Regions from separate parts of the Homo sapiens genome. Here region 1 is linked to region 2. A link is a contact called in ENCODE POLR2A ChIA-PET data. All regions are on one chromosome and are shown on one strand. The core of a region is the stretch at or near the end of the contact, and the rest is flanking DNA. Distances in the headings are between cores, read along the strand shown.

Evidence for each region. ChIA-PET counts read pairs that join two places held with the same protein, here RNA polymerase II (POLR2A).
Region 1: POLR2A ChIA-PET joins it to region 2 with 12 read pairs in A549. The contact joins the promoter of KLF4 here to the enhancer-like site in region 2. POLR2A ChIA-PET finds 5 or more read pairs at or near these places in 2 of 52 experiments (A549 and IMR-90).

What each region holds. Positions count from the first base shown.
Region 1 is chr9:107,487,892-107,492,918 of GRCh38, forward strand. KLF4 (KLF transcription factor 4) reads right to left here and starts at 1,878. Exons shown (of 5, transcript NM_004235.6): 1 at 1,277-1,878; 2 at 1,039-1,159; 3 at 1-376. The coding sequence starts at 1,281. RefSeq lists silencers at 690-739, 1,391-1,590, 1,950-2,159.
Region 2 is chr9:77,820,805-77,825,729 of GRCh38, forward strand. The region is part of intron 2 of GNAQ (G protein subunit alpha q); the gene reads right to left. Among named protein-coding and RNA genes, the nearest start is that of GNA14, 170 kb to the left of the region's middle. Within about 2 kb of position 2,192, at least 4 of the 41 ENCODE cell types and tissues checked have a DNase peak (open chromatin) inside an H3K27ac peak, as active enhancers do.

The DNA.
Region 1 (5,027 bases), core at 628-3,127, about 30 Mb after region 2:
CCGTGCCGCCCGGCGCCACGCCCGGGTCGTTCCCGGCCCGGATCGGATAGGTGAAGCTGCAGGTGGAGGGCGCGCTGGCAGGGCCGCTGCTCGACGGCGACGACGAAGAGGAGGCTGACGCTGACGAGGACACGGTGGCGGCCACTGACTCCGGAGGATGGGTCAGCGAATTGGAGAGAATAAAGTCCAGGTCCAGGAGATCGTTGAACTCCTCGGTCTCTCTCCGAGGTAGGGGCGCCAGGTTGCTACCGCCGCAAGCCGCACCGGCTCCGCCGCTCTCCAGGTCTGTGGCCACGGTCGCCGCCGCCAGGTCATAGGGGCGGCCGGGAAGCACTGGGGGAAGTCGCTTCATGTGGGAGAGCTCCTCCCGCCAGCGCTGCGGGGACAGGGCGGGAGAGACCTGTCAGTGGTGGTCCCCTGTTGCCACCCGACATACTGACGTGCTGGCGGGCCACGCGCGACTGCACCGCCCAGACATGGGGACTGGTCAGGCAGGAAGCACCCGGGAACCCAGGGCGCCAGCGCTGCAATCTCGGCCCACTCCCGGGTCGAAGAAGAGGTGATGCGTCTGTATTGCGGGTGTTATGTCCTGTCTGCCCAATTGCGTGTGAGCGAGCGCCGCGGCTGGTCCCTCCCCCTCCAGGTCCCGTGGACGTCCCCGGAATTGGCACACCGAGGCTCTCTCGGTGCGCTCTCGCCACGGGGCCGCCTACGCGCTAAACTCACTCTGGCCCAGCCAGTGTCTGGGGACGCGGCCACCTCCCGCCCGGTGGCCCGAGAGCGCCCGCCCTACCGACAGCGCGCCCGGGGACTGGTGAAGACCCGGCTTGCGCCCCAGGCGGCTCCGCAGTGCTCGCACCACGGGCATACACAGCTGAGCCAAGGACACGGAAGCTATCCCGGGAAGGTTGCGGAGTCCGCGCGGTGGCCGCTCCTTACCCTCGTTCAGTGGCTCTTGGTGACCCCAAGGCTCCGCCCGCCCCCACCACACCCACGAAAACCCACCGGGCGTTCCCGGCGGCCCGGAGCGATACTCACGTTATTCGGGGCACCTGCTTGACGCAGTGTCTTCTCCCTTCCCGCCGGGCCAGACGCGAACGTGGAGAAAGATGGGAGCAGCGCGTCGCTGACAGCCATGTCAGACTCGCCAGGTGGCTGCCTGCGAGCAAGGCAGGGAGCGGAGACAGGAGAGTCAGGGGCGGCTTTCGGCCGTCGTTCCGGCGCGTCCCACCGGTCCTCACCCCTCCCTGCTCCCAGCGCCGCGCGCCTCACCTACCTCATTAATGTGGGGGCCCAGAAGGTCCTCGGCAGCCCGAAGCAGCTGGGGCACCTGAACCCCAAAGTCAACGAAGAGAAGAAACGAAGCCAAAACCCAAAACCCCAAATTGGCCGAGATCCTTCTTCTTTGGATTAAATATAACTTGGAAGCGTCTTTTTTAAAAAGTTCCTTTGTATACAAAAGTTCTTAGAAAAGTTGTAAACGCAAAAATAGACAATCAGCAAGGCGAGTAAGTAGGTCCGGTGGCCGGGCTGCGCTCTCTTCCACTCAGCAGCGTCCCCCACCACTGTCGCGGTCGCCTCGAGTGCTGCCGTGGGCGCAGGGGCTGTGGCCGGGGCGGTGGGCGGGCGGTGCCGCCAGGTGAGACTGGCTGCCGTGGCGCGGAGCTGCGAACTGGTCGGCGGCGCAAGGCGCGGACTCCGGTGAGTTGTGTGGAGCGCGCGCGGCCATGGGCGCGGGCCACGGGCGGGTGGGAGGGTGGGGGGCCAGAGGGGCGGGGGAGGGTCACTCGGCGGCTCCCGGTGCCGCCGCCGCCCGCCACCGCCTCTGCTCCCCGCGCGCCCGCAGACACGTTCGTTCTCTCTGGTCGGGAAACTGCCGGCCGCCGGCGCGCGTTCCTTACTTATAACTTCCTTCGCTACAGCCTTTTCCTCCGCCTTCTCCCATGCCCCGCCCCTCCCTTTCTTCTCTCCGCCCCCCCCGAGGCTCCCTTCCATCGTTGCTATGGCAGCTAAATCAACAAACTCGGCGCACGTGGGGGCGGGGGAGGGGAAGGAGGGGCGCGGGCGGGGCTGGGCCGGGCCGTGACGCCAGCCAGGCAGCTGGCGGGCTGGAGCCGAGCTGACGCCGGCGGCAGTGGTGTCGGCGGCGGCGGCGGCGTCCGCCCCAGCGCGGGGCGCGAGGAACCGGGCGCAGGTTCGGTCGCTGCGCGACCAGGGCCGTACTCACCGCCATTGTCGGCTCCCTGGGTTCGAAGCCCGCGAAGACTGGTGGGGTCAGCGGGCGGCACGGTCACGCGTCCGCACCCCTGCTAGCATACGCGCTTGCCGCGCTGTCTGCGCGCTGGAGAAGAGCGCGATTATCCGCGTGACTCATCCAGCCCTCCATCTCCCCCTCCCTCTCTGCGCTCGCAGGAGTCCGCTCTCGTCGCTCAGCGCCAGTGCCGGTGGCGGTGCCGGCGCTCGGCCTGACCTCGCACGGTTCCTCGCGGGCCCTTCTGCTGAGGGGTGGGGGGCGCTAGGGGTGTGGAGAGGAGGCAGTGCCCAGCACTGTGCAGCGTGAACTGGGAGCCTCAAGAGAAGGCCAGAGGAGTGTTCCGCCGGGAACAGGCGGAAAGAGGCACGAATGGGGAGTTATGGTTTTGATACTTTAAATAGCGAGAAAGGGAGTGAAAGGGCTCAAGATTTACTCAGAGGCATAAGGGAGAGAAGAGGGACTGTGAGGCGCGGAGACAGTTTTCAACCAGCCATCTCGAAGCCCTTTCCTTTTTTTTTCTTTCTTTTTTTTTTTTTTGTGAGACAGAGTCTCGCTGTGTCGCCCAAGCTGGAATGCAGTGGCACGATCTCAGCTCAGTGCAACCTCCGCCTCCTGCGTCCAAGCGATTCTCCTGCGTCAGCCTCCCGAGTAGCGGGGATTACAGGCGTGCGCCACGACGCCGGCTAATTTTTGTATTTTTCGTGGAGACGGGGTTTCACCATGTTGGCCAGGCAGGTCTCGAACACCTGACCTCAAGTGATCAGCCTGCCTCGGCCTCCCGAAGTGCTGGGATTACAGGCGTGAGCCACTGCCTGTAATATTTGATGACTAAATTGCACTGTAGAATAATAATAATAATAGAAGACACCCATTAAAGAAGAATTAAACACTCACTGATGACTTTTCAAGCCACGCACTCTCCTTTCCACTTTATGGATGAGAAATTGAGTCATAAAGAGGTGAAATGGCCAGTAAAGGTCAAAGGACAACTCGTTCCTTCGGCTCAGGCTCCGGGTAGGTCAGGCCCCCCTAAAGGGACTTCCCTGGGAAGTGACCATGTGCCAGGAAGTGGAGCGATGCGGTGGGATCCTAGCTCTCAAAAAGTGCACACCGAGCCCGCCGCAGGCGTCCTTGCCCACCGGGAAGGGAATAGGAAACGGCGATCTTTACTTCAATCTTATAACGCTGCCTCCCCCACCCCCACTCTCCCCTTGGTTTGTGATCAGTAATTTTCCAGCTGGGAAATGTTTTGCTCTCATCTTCTTAGCAAACAGTATTTTTTTTTAAAACGTGAATGTGGTGTTCGGTATCACTTTCTAAACGTAGGTTTGGCGAGGTGTTTACTTTGGATTCCGGCGTTCGGCGCGGGACTCCGCCCCCCTCTCCACGGAGCCCCCTCACCGGCGAACGCTGGCGCTTAGGCTGGTGTCAACCTAGGAAAGAGAAGAGAGGGGACACTGGGGAAAGTGGTGGAAGCTCGGGCACCGGGCAGAGAGTGCGCTCACCCCTTTTTGAGTTCTAGTTGCCAATGTCCTTTGTCGTTGTCACCTGTTTGAACCCTGCGATTCTGGTACCTATTAGGTTTCCTCAGAATATTTGTGATACCTGATTTTTCCACTCCTCGCCGACCACAGAAGCATTCTTGGAATGCATCTCGCCCCGAATGAATTGACTCGGCCCTCCCTGCCAACGCCAGGAATCCCTCTAAGATCCAGAGTCGGACGCCCTTGAGTGTGACTTCCATCCTCTAGCTTGGCTCTGGCCAAGGGCTGCCAGGGTTGCAGCTGGGGGATGAGAGTGTTTTGGCAGGGAAACCGAGGTCCTCCTTCCTATGACCTCGAGGAGTTCAACCCCACCCCCCTATATAGGATCAGGCCAGTTACTTTAACTCTGATTTTTACTTTAAGCCCTTTTCAAACGGAGGAACCAAAAAAGGAAGACACCTGCCACTTCCTCCCCTACTCCTTTAATTGTGATGGCAACATCTTGGGATGCTGTGATTTGAGGGCTGCATGGGAAACTCACCACTTTTTCAGGAAAGCCAAAGTCCCTCACCCTGGATGAACAGTGGATGAGCCCTTGATTGGCAGCCATCTCCCTTGGGATGTAAACGTGGGTCAGGACTTGGAATTTCCAACTTAGGTAGGCAGCACACTAGATTATTTCTGCTTTACTTTTATTTCTCTAAGGCAGTAGCCCTTCCCCCTCAAAAAAAAAACTATCTGTAACCACCACAATGAAAAAACAATATTGCACAGAAGAATTGGAAAGCCACCATTATTATGTCACATAATCAAGACAAGATTCTGAAACTCGATTGAAAAAGATGAACTTGTTTCCAACCGGCCTTCTGAAGGATAAAAGCCAGTCTCTCTTCGTGGCAGGCAACTAGCTGGTTATTCCTCTGATTGCGTCACAAAGGGAAATCTGTATATTCACCCCAGATTTCTAAAAGAAGCAAGAAACTTCAAGTTCACAAATCATCTCTCAAGGCAGGTGCCCTGTATGACAACAAGGTTATGGCCCTCCCTGTCTTCAGAACAGGTAGGGCCAGAAGACTTAAATCCTTGCCCTATATAATTTATAAACATGAGGCTGAGTAAACCTTTGATGACTAAATTGCACTGTAGAATAATAATAATAGAAGACACCCTTTAAAGAAGAATGAAACACTCACTGGTGACTTTATTTCAGCAAACTGATATTACTAGTTTTGTGGACTAGAAGTTAATTATTAATGTCCTTGGAGTTATAAAATAATTTTTTTTCCAGC
Region 2 (4,925 bases), core at 942-3,441:
TTTAGACAAGTCACTCAACCTTCCTGAACCTCAGTTTCTTCATCTATAAGATGGAACAATTTGTTGTAGGGCTGTTAGGAAAAGTAAAAGAGATGTTTCTAAAATGCCTAGTACAAAATATTATAATTACTATGAAATCTTGTGGTATCTCAAAAGTACCATTAATAATTATTTCAACAAATATTTATCGCTCATGTGTTAGACAATACACAAGACAATGATGAAAAGGAAAAATAGAGAATGTATGTTAAATACAATGTTCTAGATTACAATGTTAGAGAAGAAAGTTTATTAAACTGCCACATATCCTTTCATTAAGACTTCACAAACTGATTTATTAACTCATTATTAAGTTTGTTCTTCTATCATTAGATTTTTATTTTTAATCTCCATTATGGTCACCAAGATAATCAATGACTATAGTTATACTGTCTTTCCCAAAAAACATTTGCTGGAACTACAATTCTCCTCTTGGTTTTGCTGGCCTATAGGCTTTATTTGCTCATTCTAACATAGAATGGGGATTCCTTCTTGGGTAAAGGAAATACCCCTCCTTTATTGTTTAAAATATATTTTTTTTTCTTTTCAGAGAACTCAATCTCTTTCTTGGCCCTACCACTACCATTTTCCATGTAAATATTCTTCTATTTGGTTCTTTGCTTAACATTTTCCTTTTTCATGTTTGTCTGTAATGTCATAATTATCAGTATCAATGACATTGTAGGTCAGATGCTTGATGCAGCATGGCAAAACCTACATCAAACACTTCCAGAGTATGTTGATTGATATAATTACATAATTCCATTACAAAGAACACTGCCTTCAGGTCTATAAAATCTTGGGGTACAATTTAAAATTTTGCACTCTCTGAAGTTCTACTATTATCTTCATAATTATGATGTTGTACTATCCTAGTATGGGTGTGTGTGTGTGTGTGTGTGTGTGTGTGTGTGTATGTATGTATGCATTATTAATACCACCAAAAAAACTAGTTTATCTTCAGAGAGTTTATACAAAGTCACAGTTGATTTAAAAAAATTGAAAAGAGAGATTAAAGATATGCATATTCATTAAAATTCAAAACAATTAGGGTATGGTCTGTATGACTACTTTCAAAGAATATCTGAGGAACATTAATTAATGGAAAATTAAGTTAATGGAAAACTAAGTTAATTGGAATGTTAATAGGTATTTGACAAATGGATTCTGAAGTCCAAGTAAGAGAATGGGGAGAATAATGGTTATAAATAGTCAAACAGAGGTCTGTGCTGCAGAACACAGAAGTTATAAAAAGGCAATGGCCCTTACCTAGAAAGGTGCTATAAATCCATGAGCCTAGCATTGGGGATATTATTGAATTTTCCAAACTTGTTTGACCATGGAAGCTTTTTTTGCCTCCAGATCTGTTGACGAGACTGTTGGTGAATTAAATCATGTTTTGAAAACACTGACTAGAGACTGAGACCCCTAACAACCAACTGTAGGTTGATTTTATACCAACAAAACAACTCATTGACTGATTTCTCCCCACCCTGGCATAATAGGTAAATGCCTGCTTTATAGATTCATATCATCTTCATTTCTGAGATCACATAATGTTATGTGGTTCATTTCCTGATATTATACCTCAGAAAAAGCCTAATCATTTTAGTCCTTTGTAATGTCTGTGCTCCTACAATCTCATTAACCAGAGGAGTATGTTGCTGCTGGTTTGGAATTTTATTTTATTTGACAACAGGAAAAACAGATAAAGAAGATTTCCCTGTTCAGTTGGTAGAATTCAGACAGGCGAAAAAATAAAAAGAACAAGCTTTTTGATTAAAAAAAAAAAAAAAAGGCCCAAATGCTCCCAAGAATTTCAGAGTCTTACATAGGGAATATCATCTTTCTGGAACATCCCATGTGAAATCTGACCACTGAAGCTTCAGACATTCAAGAAATTGTGTTAGGAAAAACTGAAAGTAAAAGGCTCACTTTCCTAGAATCTTGGGGAAGGAATAGAGCTTTTAGAATACCTTGCTTAAATGCCCCTTTAACAGAGCCAGAAACTGTTCCATTAATAAAAATAAAGAAACAAAAACAATACCTCTTTATCCTATGAAAAACGGTAATGAAGCATTTAGAAGTTGTTTTTTTTTTTTTCTTTGAGAAGGAGTCTTGGTCTGTCACCCAGGCTGGCAGGCTGGAGTGCAGTGGCAAATCTCGGCTCACTGCAAGCTCCGCCTCCCGGGTTCATGCCATTCTCCTGCCTCAGCCTCCTGAGTAGCTGGGACTACAGGCGTCTGCCACAACGCCCGGCTAATTTTTTGTATTTTTAGTAGAGATGGGGTTTCACCGTGTTAGCCAGGATGGTCTCAATCTCCTGACCTCATGATCTGCCCATCTCAGCCTCCCAAAGTGCTGGGATTACAGGCGTGAGCCACCACGCCTGGCCTAGAATTTAAGTAGGAAGAAGGGAAGGAAAATAACTCACATCCTACAAGGCCTGGTTTTTTTGTAGTAAGTTATATAATTTGTCACTTTAAATAAAGACCCAAATTTTGAAAATATTATAGATAAGAAGTGTAAAAAGTTACCTGGACCACTGCTGAGAAACTGTTAACTTTCCACTGAGAGTATAATAATATAGTTATAGTCTACTAACACTTTTGAGTATTAAAAAGGCTACCAAAACAGTTAATGTTTGTATTAACCTGTTCTCACACTGCTATAAAGAACTACCTGAGACTGGATAATTTATGAAGAAAAGAGGTTAACTGACTCACGGTTCTGCAGGCTGTATAGGAAGCATGAATGGGAGGCCTCAGGAAACTTACAATCATGGTGGAAGGTGAAGGGGAAGCAAGCACGTCTTACCGTGGTAGAGCAGGAGAGACAGAGAAGCGGGAGGTGCCACACACTTTTAAACGATCAGATCTCATGAGAACTCACTCACTATCATGAGAACAGCAAAGGGGAAATCTGTCCCCACGATTCAATCACCTCCCATGAGGCCCTTCCCCCAACAAGTGGGGATTACAATTTAAGATGAGGTTTGGGTGGGGACACAGAGCCAAACCATATCAATGTTGTATGTCTTTAAAGTATTTATTGACCAGCAAATCTATTTTATTACATTGATATTATTCAAGGAAGTGTGCACATTAAAAAATTTTTCAAAATATAAAATCTTCCTAAAATATAAACTTTTGATAAATCAATGTAGATTTTAAAGTAAAAAATGAGCAGAAATACTTTTCTTGGTACCTTCATGTACTTTAGTCATGTTCTTAGCCATATCTCTTTCTAACATCATGTCCCTAACATCCTTCAGAGAACTATATTTTTTCAATATTGACATATTATGTATTTAACTATTTCATAGAATTGTTTGTAACATTCTTAAAAATTGCCTTAACTATTTTAGGTCAATAAATTTGAAACTGTTAACATTTTCAACCATGCTCTTCTTGGTAGACCTTAATAGTTTTAATTCAGAAACGGCCTCTCTTGTTGGTTCAGATACTTGGTAAGCTTAGAACAAGGTCTGCTGAATGGTAAGTAATCTCACTCTATTATGTTTTTCAAATGGAAAGACATAAATATCTCAGTTCAAATATTTTCATAGAACTATCTTTCGGTATTAGTTCAGAATAGTATTATTTCACAAATATGTTTAGGAGATGAAACTCATAAATAGATTATTGCAGCTTGTTTGGATACAACTGTGATTTATGTGTGAGCCATAACTATTCTAAGAATATTTCTGGTCCACTAGTTTATTAATTTAATACATACAGTATTTTACCATGACACTATGCTCCATGAAAAATTATACTCGTATCATTACCACAAAATACATTACTTTGAACAATGACTTTTAAAATTTTTTAAAGAAGCAAAAGCATTTACTGTAGCAATCAAAACCATGTTGGATATTTCACTTTATCAGCATGAACTTCTAAAAGCTTCATCTCGATTCCATGAATTAATGAAGAAAAAACAAACCATCAATTACCTGCAAAGTTTTTCTTCTGCTAAGAGAATTAACAGATTAATTGCTATTGCTTCATTTTTTTGTACATGCATAAGAAAACCTGGAATAAAAATGAGCTAAATTAACTCGGAAAGAAAGTCATTTGATCTAAACAAAAAGTCATGCTTCACAGAGTGATATAAAAATGCATTCTCTGCTGCTGCACATGCTAAAATGTCATCTTTGGGCACAGTCTTCTGAAAATAACAGCGAACTCTTGAAGCAGAAGATTTGTGTCTTTCGTATTTTGTGTGGTTGATTATATTCATGGCTACAATGGTGAATGTTAAGTACTGATAAATAATTTTATATGAATTACACATTATCAACTTTCTTTAGAAACAAAAATACAGTACTTAATTTTTTGTTAAACATGCATTTTCAAGTTTCTAAAAAAACTTATTATGGCCAAAAAGATCTGCTGCAAAATAAAAGCATTATCAAACAATACAACAGATTTATACCAAACAATAAATGATAAAGCAAAATCTTTCATACCTCCACAGTAAGACTGCTTCAGCCTTCATTTTCCACACACATTTCACATACACCTAGCAACTGCCCACTGACCCTACTCACAGAAGTGTGGTGTCTTCGTGGACCTGGCAGCCTACACGCCAGACCATAGCATGACTAGCTGATTCAAGCAGACGGTAAAGGCAGCAGCACCACATGCTTCTCCACCATCTTTCAGACTGGAAGAGTTTGGCTGCCCCTAGTCACTTTTGTCCCAGCTTACTCCATATTAGCAGGAATGCCCACACGCTGTCTTTGAAAGAGAGATGCAGTTAACAATGCATCTGGGAAGGGATATCAGACTCAACCAAGTGTAAAGTGAGAAGTCTGTTTAACTGCAAAGGCAGAATCTAGAAATACAAAGTGAATGTCTGTTAAAAACATCCTGGATTAT